Regions from separate parts of the Homo sapiens genome. Here region 1 is linked to region 2. Evidence: chromatin contacts called from ENCODE Hi-C or POLR2A ChIA-PET data. All regions are on one chromosome and are shown on one strand. Each heading gives the region's core, a stretch centred on a gene start or an enhancer-like site at or near the end of the contact. The rest is flanking DNA. Distances are from core to core; before and after follow the strand shown.

Region 1 (5,073 bases), core at 1,266-3,765, 4.6 Mb before region 2:
GGAAGCAGAAGTGATAGAGTCAAGTTCTTATCTACCGTGTCAGGAAGTCAACACATAATGCTAAAAATTCACAAACCAAAAAATAATGGTATAAACATTTACTTAGAAACATGAAGGTAGGCCGGGCACGGTGACTCACACTTGTAATCCTAGCACTTTAGGAGGCTAAGGCAGGCGGATCGCTTGAGTTCAGGGGTTCGAGGCCAGCCGAAGCAACACGGTGAAACCCTGTCTCTACTAAAAATACAAAAATTAGCTGGACATATTGGTGGCCACCTGTAGTCCCAGCTAGTTGGGGTCTGAGGCCGGAGGATTGCTTGGGCCCAGGGAAATCGGGGCTTCAGTGAGCCAAGAGTGTGCCACTGCACACCAGCCTAAGTAACAAAGTGAAACCCTATCAGAAAGAAAGAAAGAAAGAAAAAGACAGAGAGAGAAAGAAAGAAAGAAAGAAAGAAAGAAAGAAAGAAAGAAAGAAAGAAAGGGATTATGAAGGTAAATATCAGGATGAATTTGTGAAAGAGTTGAGCATATTGCCTCCAAAGAGTAGGACAGGGAACTGCTTTTTTCATTACAAGCCTTTTAGTATTATAAGCATACATATTTTAAACAATTTATAAACATTATTTTAGTTCAATAGTCATTAATGTTACAAAGCTAGCTTATCGGTCGGGCATGGTGGCTCACGCCTGTAATCCCAGCACTTTAGGAGGCTAAGGCAGGTGGATCACTTGAACCCAGGAGTTTGAGACCAGCGTGCCCAATACGGCCAAACCCCGTCTCTACAAAATATACAGAAATTAGCCCAGCTTGGTGGTGCATGTCTATAGTCCCAGCTATTTGGCAGGCCGAGGCAGGAGGATCACCTGAGCTCGGGAGGCGGGCAGTGAGCAGAGATAGCAACGTCACTCCAGCTTGGGTGACAAGAGTGAGACACCATCTCAAATTAAAAAAAAAAAAAAAAAAAGGCCGGGCATGGTGGCTCACGCCTGTAATCCCAGCACTTTGGGAGGTCGAGGCAGGAGGATCATGATGTCAGGAGTTCGAGACCAGCCTGACCAACATAGTGAAACCCCGTCTCTACTAAAAATACAAAACATTAAAAGGGCATGGTGGCAGGCACCTTTAATCCCAGCTATTTGGGAGGCTGAGGCAGGAGAATCGCTTGAACCGGGGAGGCAGAGGTTGCAGTGAGCCGAGATCATGCCATTGCACTCCAGCCTGGGCAAGAGTGCAAGACTCTGTCTCAAAAAAAAAAAAATTTAAGTTAGCGTATAATTTTAGGGGATCAGCAATATCCTGAAGCTTATCCATAGCCCGTTAAGTAATGTTTCAAAGGGCTATCTGTGCCTTAATGATAGGAGCTAGTTTCTTGTTCATTTTTTTATCCCCATCCCCAAACACATAGCAGAAAATAAATTATTTCCTTGTATGTAGAACGGACTCAGCTAAGTTTATTATATTCTCCCCGGAGGAGGGAAAACACAAAACAAGGCACAAAGGCAGAAGGTGCAGATGTAGCACAACGATGAGTTAAGATTCCGCACGCAGGTAACAAGGAGGGTATGGTATATCTCTGCCAGAGGTACTGGAAGGTTTCAAAGGCAGAAAAAAATGTGTTCCGGACACCTGGACGCAGAATTGGAGGCATGACAGGAACACAGGGAGGCCCATCTAAGTTGCCTATTCACCCAGGTGACCTCTCTTTCATTTCTTTAATTGTCCTTTTAACAATATGGGGAATTTCACCCAAGGAAAGGGTCCTCTTCTCGCCCCAGCAGGCAAGGGGTGTTCCTCCAGCGCAAGTTCCGGCCCCAGCTGCCCCCACGTCCCACAGGTCTCCTGCCTTTTGGCACGCACACTCCTGACCACTCGCTGCTTCCGCATCCCTACTCTGATCCTCTCCCCATGCATCTCTGCCTCCTTAGACAACTGAGAATTTTATTGTCTGTTTCCTTTGCCAGACTGTAAGTTCCACGAGGGCAGGGCCTCGTCCATTTCATTTACCACTACATCCCCAGTATAGAGCAAGAGCCCATGAAAATGTTTGTTGGAGAAATGAATGCATGATGGTGTCGCTGGACAGCTATACCTGGAAAGAAAAAGAGGCACCCCCATCAAACAAGCTGGGAGCTAAGAAGCCCGCTGGGAGACGACAAGGGCGAGCTTCTTGCGAGGTTTCTGAAATGACAAGACCGGAAGAATGGAGTTGGATCTCTGGGACAAGCGGGAGAGAGAAGCTGAACAGTCAGGCAAGCCTCGGGGAATGACAGCTCCGCGGGGGACGCACTGGTAGGCGGTAGACGTAAGCGGGGTCGGTGGGAAAGTAGACGGTGGGGCGGCGGCATCACACATACGCAAGCGCAGCCTCCGTTTCCTCCGGCGCGCCTGCGCTCGCGTTCACGAGTGGTTGAAGCGGAAATGGCGCCGCGGGGCCGCGCGTCCAGGCGGCGAGCGGAAGTGGGTGTGAGAGCGGAAGTGGCCGGCTAGAGCCGGGGGCTGGGCGGGGACCGGGCTTGTCGGTGAAGCGGCAGTGGCGGCGGCGGCGGCGGCTCGGCAGGCGGGTTCAGGCTTCGGGGGCCAGGTCGGTTGGGTGGGTGGGTGTCTCCACAGTCTGCGTGCGTGGGCCAGCGCGTTCGTCTTACCCTTCCCTCCACCCCGGCCCCTCTCCCCTTCTCCCCTAACCTCCTACCCCACCCAGCCCCACTCAGGGGGCAGCAGGGCCGCTCCCTCCGTCCTTGCCTCCCTTACCCACCCTCACCGGCCCTTGTTTCTCCTTCCCCTGGGGGCAGCCGCCGCCATGATCCTGCTGGAGGTGAACAACCGCATCATCGAGGAGACGCTCGCGCTCAAGTTCGAGAACGCGGCCGCCGGGTGAGCGCGCGCCCGGGGCCGGGGGTGGCGGGGGAAGCAGAGTTGACCCCAGCTAATCCCCAATGTTGTCCAGTCCCCCAGACCTGGAGGAGAGAAATGGGGTGCCTGGCAGGGTGTAGGGGCTGCCCCAGCGGGGTAGACGTGGGAGGCGATTGGGCGCGGCCGGGCGAGGGGCAGAGATGCGTGGGGAGAGGCTCAGAGGAGGGATGCGGAAGCAGCGAGTGGTGAGGGCTGTGCGTGCCAAAGGGCAGGAGACCTGTGGGACGTGGGGGACCCTGGAGCCGGAACTCGCTCCGGAGTAGCCCCCTGCCCTCTGGGGCGAGAAGGGGACCCCTTCCCTGCGTGAAATTCCCCGGCATTGTTCTGAACCCAGAGAGAGCCTGTTTGGAATTGGGTTGGAAGGAGTTTTCAGGAATTCCCAGGACTGGAGGAGGGAAGGAGATGCAGGCCCACATCGCCACCAGCATTCTCGTTCCCCACCCCCATCTCCTTTAAAAGGAGCAGAAGAGAAGACTAAAAGCCGACCCAGTCTTAGAGCCGGAAAAACGCGATCTCTGGTTTCCCTTCCCCGAACCCTTCTGTGAGAGACACTGGGCCATTTTGTTACATATTTTTAAAGCAAAGCCAATTGTCCCTCGCTCCACACCCCTTCCTTATCTCTCCTTTGAGGTTCTAATGCTCTCTCCTCACCCACTAGCCTTTATCTGGTTATCTTGTAAATTCTTACATCAAGACCCTAGGTCTGTGATTTCTTCTGTGGTAGCCCTGGCCCAGTTACACACTTCAAAGACTCCAGAATCTATAAAGTTCTTAGATAACCTGTCTTTACGATTGGACTTTTTAAAAGATGGGCTTAGGGCATCTTTCCAAGGCAGCCTCTCTGCCAAACACAAGAATCAGTAGAAGACAATCTGCTCCTCCAAAGCTGCTTTGCTTTTCTAGTATAATATTTAAAACATGAGCTAAGGATTTTGGGTTCTAATTTTTGGTGGCCTGTGGCCAGTCCCTTTGCCTCATTTCCCTATGTATGAGCATGGGGCTTCACATCTGGGTTTCACAGTTAATAAGTGCAGACCGTTTCTGGTGAACTGGGAACTAGTAATAGGAAAGTGCTTGCAGATCCACAGATGGGAGAAGATTGGTAGAGGGGAATTTTTAAGTGGTCATAATGTACTTGTGGCTTGGAGGCATTAGAAAGTATTAACTGCCATTTAAATTGAATATATAGTATGTCCTGTCTCCTTTATAAGGCCACAGATTTTATCTGTAAAACAAAGCACTACTTTCCTTGAAGTAATACGTGTAGTGAGCAGTACTGTTTCCTGCCAGGGGCTGCAGTTGGTTATATTTGAGGCTGACTTGCTTCTTTCTTGTCTTAGCCTCTCTTACCAGTTTCTTTGCATTTTAAATATTCAAATGAATCAGCCCAGAGTCTTATTTTGGGTGATTGCTGTATACTTTTTTCTGAGCAGTGTAACACATAGGAGGAAGTTGAATTAACTTCTGCATTTTCATAACTGATCTTAATGCATTCTCAGGTCCAGACTAGCAAAGAATGAGACCTGGGCGGTTATAAGCTGATCTACAAGATAAATGGCTGTGTATTTTCAAGTAGAGGCATGTCTTTTAACATAGGAGTACATTCTCATCTATTTGTGTATTAATGACTTGTGATTCCAAAATGTGGCCCATTATTCGGAACTTCAGTTCTTTCTTTTTCTTTTAGAAAATTATTCTTAAAAAGAGAAGCTAACCATTTCGGAGGGATTAAATAGGCCCTCAAGTCTGGAAGACATAAGTTAGAACTTCCAGGACTTTTTTTTTTTTTTCCGAGACAGAGTCTCTCACTGGCTGGAATGCAGTGGCGCGATCTCTGCTCACTGCAACCTCGCCCTCCCAGGCTCAAGTGAGTCTCATGTCTCGGCTTCCCAAGTAGCTGGGATTACAAGCACGTGCTACCACACCTGGCTAATATTTGTATTTTTAGTAGAGATGGGGTTTCACCATGTTGGCCAGGCTGGTCTCAAACTCCTGGCCTCAAGTGACCCGCCCGCCTCGGCCTCCCAAAGTGCTGGGATTACAGCACTGCTCCTTTCCTCAGGACATTTTTTACAAAGATATGCATTGTAGGGAAGCTGTATAGGGGGTGCACTGGTGTGTATGCTTGTGCACATGTGCGGGTGTATGTGTGTATAAATCTAG
Region 2 (5,322 bases), core at 2,573-5,072:
TAAGATCTAACCAGCTATAACATTCTCTTAAACTGAAGTTTATTCCAGAGCAAGGCGGAGCTCTCTTGGATTCTGTGAAGGCTGAGAGAGATGAAGAAGTTGCAGAAGAAAAGTTTGATGCTAGCAGAGTTCGGTTCATGAGGTTTAAGAAAAGAAGCCATCTCTATAACATAAAAGAAGTGCGAGATGAAGCAGCAAGTGCTGATGCAGAAGCTGCAGCAAGTTATCTGGAAGATCTAGCTGGGATTGTTGATGAAGGTGGCTATGCTGAACAACGGATTTTCCAGGTAGACAAAACAATCTTATATTGCAAGAAGATGCCATCTAAGACTTTCATAGGTAGAGAGGAGAAGTCAATGCATGGCTTCAAAGCTTCAAAGGACAGGCTGACTTTCTTGTAACTGGCTATTGCAGCTGGTGATTTTAAGTTGAAGCCAATGCTTATTTACTATTCTGAAAATCCTAGGGCCCTTAAGAATTACGCTAAATTTACTCTGCTTGTGCTCTATAAATGAAATAACAAAGCCTAGATGACAGCTCGTCTGTTTTCAGCATGGTTTATTGAACAGTTTCAGCACATTTTTGGGAGTATTGTTCAGAAGACGTGATTACTTTCAAAATATTATTACTATTGACAATGCACCTGGTCACTCAAGAAGTCTGATGAAGCTGTACAAGGAGATTAATGTTATTTTCACGCCTGCTAACACAACATTCATTCTGCAGCCCATGGATCAAGGAGTAGTTTTGATTTTCAAGTCATTTAAGAAATTTCATGGGGCTGTGGCTGCCATAGTGATTCCTCTGATAGACCTGGGCAAAGTAAATTGAAAACTTTATGGAAAGGATTCACCATTCTAGATCCCACTATGGACATTCACAATTCATGGGAGGATGTAAAAATATTGACATAACAGGAGTTTGGAAGAAGCTGATTCCAACCCTCATGGTTTACTTTGAAGGGTTTGAGACTTCAGTGGAGGAAATACCTGCAGATATGTTAGAAATAGCAAGAGAACTAGAATTAGAAGTGGAAACTGAAGATATGTCTGAATTGCTGTGTCTCATGATAAAACTTGAACGGATGAAGAGTTGCTTCATATGGATAAACAAAGTGGTCTTTGGAGATGGAATCTCTTCCTGGTGTAGATGCTGTGAACACTGTTAAAATATCAAGAAAGGATGTAGAATATTACATAAACTTAGTGGATAAAGCAGTGGCAAGGTTTGAGAGGATTTTTTTATTTTTTATTTTTTTGAGATGGAGTCTCGCTCTGTTGCCCAGGCTGGAGGGCAGTGATGCGATCTCAGCTCACTACAACCTCTGCCTCCCAGGTTCAAGCGATTCTGCCTCAGCCTCCTGAGTAGCTGGGACTCCAGGTGCGTGCCACTATGCCCAGCTAATTTTTGTAGTTTTAGTAGAGATGGGGTTTCACTATGTTGGCGAGGCTGGTCTCGAACTCCTGACCTCGTGATCTGCCTGCCTCGGCCTCCCAAAGTGCTGGGATTACAGGCTTGAGCCATCACGCTCGGCGATTTGAGATAATTGACTCCAATTCTGAAAGAAGTTTAACAGTGGGCAAAATGCTATGAAGCAGCATTACATGCTACAGAGAAATTGTGAAAGGAAGAGTCAACCTATGGTGCAAACTTCATTGTTGTCTATTTTAAGGAATTGTTACAGCCATCCCCACCTTCAGCAACCATCACCTTGATCAGTTAGCAGCCATCAACCCTGAGGTGAGACCCTCCTCCAGCAAAAAAGATTACAACTTGCTGAAGACTCAGGTGATTGCCAGCATTTTTTTTGCAATAAAGTATTTTTAAATTAAGATATGTACATTGTTTTGTTAAATATAATGCTATTGCACGCTTTATAGTATGAACATAACTTTTTTTTTTTTTTTGAGATGCAGTTCACTCTTGTTGCCCAGGCTGGAGTGCAATGGCACGATCTCGGCTCACTGCAACCTTCGCCTCCCAGGTTCAAGCGATCTCCTGTCTCAGCCTCCCGAGTAGTTGGGATTACAGGCGCATGCCACCACGCCTGGCTAATTTTTGTATTTTTAGTAGAGACAGGGTTTCATCATATTGGTCAGGCTGGTCTCGAACTCCTGACCTCAGGTGATCCGCCTGCCTTGGCTTCCTAAAGTGCTGGGATTACAGGCGTGAGCCACCGCTCCCGGCGAACATAACTTTTATATTTACTGGGAAACCAAACAATTCATGTGACTCACTTAATTTTGATATTCCCTTTAAGTGTCAGTGGTCTGGAACCAAACCCACAATGTCTCTGAAGTATCTCTATGTATTTCTACTTAGCTTGTTAAACAGCAAACAAGATGAGAATTTAGAATTTTAATTCCCAGGACCATTTTCTTTTAAATATAGGTCCATATCCATAATATATATTCCATAATATAAAGATAATGAAGAAAGATATTGTTGGAATTCTTCTAGTCTGTTTTAGGCTTATGGATAGATAAAAAGGTGCAATATTAGTTTTCTTCTCTCGGAAAAAAACCAGTATTTTCCAGAGGATTTCATGGTTCTAGAAGTACTACTTCTAAAGCCTGCTTCTCTCTGCAGAGCTGCGAATGTCTTTTCAGATAAGAAATTCTGCATTCCATTTATCTTCAGGATGTATCCTTTGATAAGATTTCAACAGATTAATGAGCAACTGAACTGCCATATTTTGAAGTGGGAGAACAGTTTGCCTGAGTCAGGTATCCATCCCTTTAGGTTCTCGATTGGCCCTTGGCCCACGGTGAGTGAGCTCTCTTTGCTTGGTGCATCATCGCTCCACCTAGTTCAAGTTCTGGCGGCTTCCTGATTTTGATTCTCTTGGGAAATGAGGCCTGCTTTAGCCTGAGGCTGGCTCAGGAAGGCAACCTTTCACCTACTTAAGGAAAAGTTCACAGGCAAACTAAACAATATGTTGGGTTAAAAAAAGAGACCAATCCTACTAGTACTGGGTGAGTGAAAATCTTCTCTCTTACAGTACATGTAGTTCTACTACCTGCACTGGATGCTTTCTTTCTTATCCTTGTTTAGTGTCTAAAACGAGAAACAATGGCAAACTCCTTAAAATACAGAACCACTGTGGATTCCTAAGAACGTTCAAAAACAATAATTTGGAGTAAACTTTATTTTTTGAAAAGAAATAGCAAATTTGCATGGTGAGTGCATTTAGAGGAAAACGGGTTATATGCTAGGTCAAGTGAGGCCAAAACAAGAGAAATGATAATGGATAAGCTTTGAGTTTTTGAGGCTCTTCTTGCCCCAGGCAGTTCCAAAAGCCATTTTATTTGGCAGGATTTGACAGCAATTTCTGCAAGAACGGGATAACTAATCCAGTTAAAAACGAAAAAGAATATGCATACTATTTCATAATTTATATTGAAATTTATACATTACAGCAATAATTGTGCGACTGTAATTTTTTTTTTTTTTTTTTTGGTGGAGGGGTGTTTTTTCCTGGAGGGACGGAGCTCCTGCAGACCCTATTGGGCTAGCCGCTCCTCCCACGTCGCTGCCGCAGATCCCCGCTCCCCTCCCCCACCCGCGGTCCGTCCCTCCTGGTCGACCCCGTTCCCGCCCCCGCCCCGCGCAGACTGCAGCCAGGTCCGGTCCGCGGCGGCTCCGCGGAATGACCCGTAGTAACCTCGCCCCGCCCCGGGCCGCCAGCGCCGCGCTCCCCGGCCCGAATTCGATAGGCCCAGCCCCGCACGCGCCACCGCTCGCGGGCCAATGGGTGGCAGCCTCTCTGCATAGGCAACGAGTGCCGGCCGGGGGTGAGCGTCCCAGGCGGTTCCGCTCAACAGACGCTGCTGTGGCTGCGCCGGGCTGCGACACTGCAGTTGTCTACGCGGCCGGGGCCGGGACGAGGAGGCGTTGGACGGGGTCGCATACGTTCGTCCCCTCGCATTGCGGCCCCGACAGCTGCGCCAGGATCCCCGGGCGGCGGCGCGGGGCGTGAACGCTCTGGGGCTCAGCCAGGCCTGCGCGGGCCCGAGGCCGGAGGAACCCGGACTCCGGCGTAGCGGTGAGTGCGGCGCCGGTTGTGGGAGCGGCGGGAGCCGGTTGGCGGCGCGGCCTCCGCGTGCGGTTCGGCTGGGCCCGAGGGGCTCCCCAGCCTCGGGGCCTGGGACCCTGTCGTCGGCGCCGCACCTGACCGCTGGGTGTGCGCGCGGGCGGCCCGCGGCACCAGGAGCAGCGGCGAGCAGGGTGGGAGGCGGCCCGCTGGGGTCCGGGAAGCGGCTGACGTGGGGCCTCGGCCCTGAGCCCACGCGAGCCGGGAGCTGCAGCGCGAACGGCGTGGGGCGGCGCTGACCAGGCAGGGAGGATGCACTGCGTGCCTCCCGGCGCTGTGGGGCGGGGTGGGGAGGCCACCCCCTTGAATTAAGAGGGCTCTGCCGCGGCCCCAGCAGTGCGGTGTCCGTGGAAGGAGACTCAGCCCTGCGATTTCGGAAAACCCTTGTTTGGCGGGGCGGGAGGGGCTGTTGCTGCGTGGGGTGAGAAGAAACTAGGTGCGTGAGGTGGGTCGACCTTGGTGATTGGTTCTGGGCACTATCGTGGTGGTGGGACTGGGATTAAGACTGTCGTTTGGGGTTTGAGAGTTGCAGCTTTGCTTTTCCCCAAGTGCGTTTTAATCATATACTGTTGATAGGTTGGGTAACTCGGGGACTGCTTACTACCAGCAGTCCTGTGGGGTAGGTGTTATCAGGCTCGTTTCACAGATGAGGAGCCCGAGGCACAGGTTTTCAAATGGTTTTCGCAGGAAGTCTGATACTAGAAAGTGTGCTCTAAGCTGCTGTATAAAAGATCCCTCGAAAATGAAAAGGCTGGAGGAATGTCTTTAAAATTATATGGAAGCTAGAAAGGCAGTAGGCTTTGTGAACGAAATTATAGCTGAAAAGAATGACAAATAGCTGACATTTATTGAGCTTTTATTACATGCCACGCACTGTTTGGAGAGCTTTATGTACAGTGTCTTCACACTGTTAACAGTCCTCTGGGGTGGGGGTTATTCCCATTTTACAGCGGGAGAAACTGCAGATTGGACGACTTAGCTTGCCTCAGATCTCAGCTAGTAAGAAGCTGGGATTCAGACAGGCCTGTGTAAATCCAGAGCTCTGAAATCTAAGCACTATATTTTGCTGCCTCTCCTTGGTGGCTGGCTGAATAGTTTCCACAGTGGATTTTAGTCTGGGTGGCCAGGAGAGTTGTAGTTTGATGATACCTTCTTTCATGTTTATCAACCTATTTTGTTTCCCCAAATTAGTTCTGAGAGTTAAGGGTGCTGATGAGTTGCTCCTGAAA

The links. A loop is a pair of places that touch in the nucleus more often than their neighbours do. ChIA-PET counts read pairs that join two places held with the same protein, here RNA polymerase II (POLR2A). Pooled maps may share reads with other maps.
Region 1: a loop to region 2 is called in a map of naive thymus-derived CD4-positive, alpha-beta T cell, with 18 times the contacts of the local background. The contact joins the promoter of ARPC2 here to the promoter of ACSL3 in region 2. A Hi-C loop is called at or near these places in 1 of 168 maps with a recorded cell type or tissue (naive thymus-derived CD4-positive, alpha-beta T cell) and 6 of 50 pooled maps. POLR2A ChIA-PET finds 5 or more read pairs at or near these places in 1 of 52 experiments (activated naive CD4-positive, alpha-beta T cell).

The regions. Positions count from the first base shown.
Region 1 is chr2:218,214,674-218,219,746 of GRCh38, forward strand. ARPC2 (actin related protein 2/3 complex subunit 2) reads left to right here and starts at 2,516. Exons shown (of 11, transcript NM_152862.3): 1 at 2,516-2,581; 2 at 2,790-2,871. The coding sequence starts at 2,798. It overlaps LOC101928487 (a long non-coding RNA gene), which reads right to left and starts at 2,513. Exons shown (of 2, transcript XR_923908.2): 1 at 2,355-2,513; 2 at 1,428-2,178. RefSeq lists an enhancer at 2,525-3,128 and a silencer at 2,650-2,699.
Region 2 is chr2:222,857,214-222,862,535 of GRCh38, forward strand. It overlaps ACSL3 (acyl-CoA synthetase long chain family member 3), which reads left to right and starts at 3,823. Exons shown (of 17, transcript NM_004457.5): 1 at 3,823-4,045. RefSeq lists an enhancer at 3,538-3,832 and silencers at 3,549-3,878, 3,949-4,318.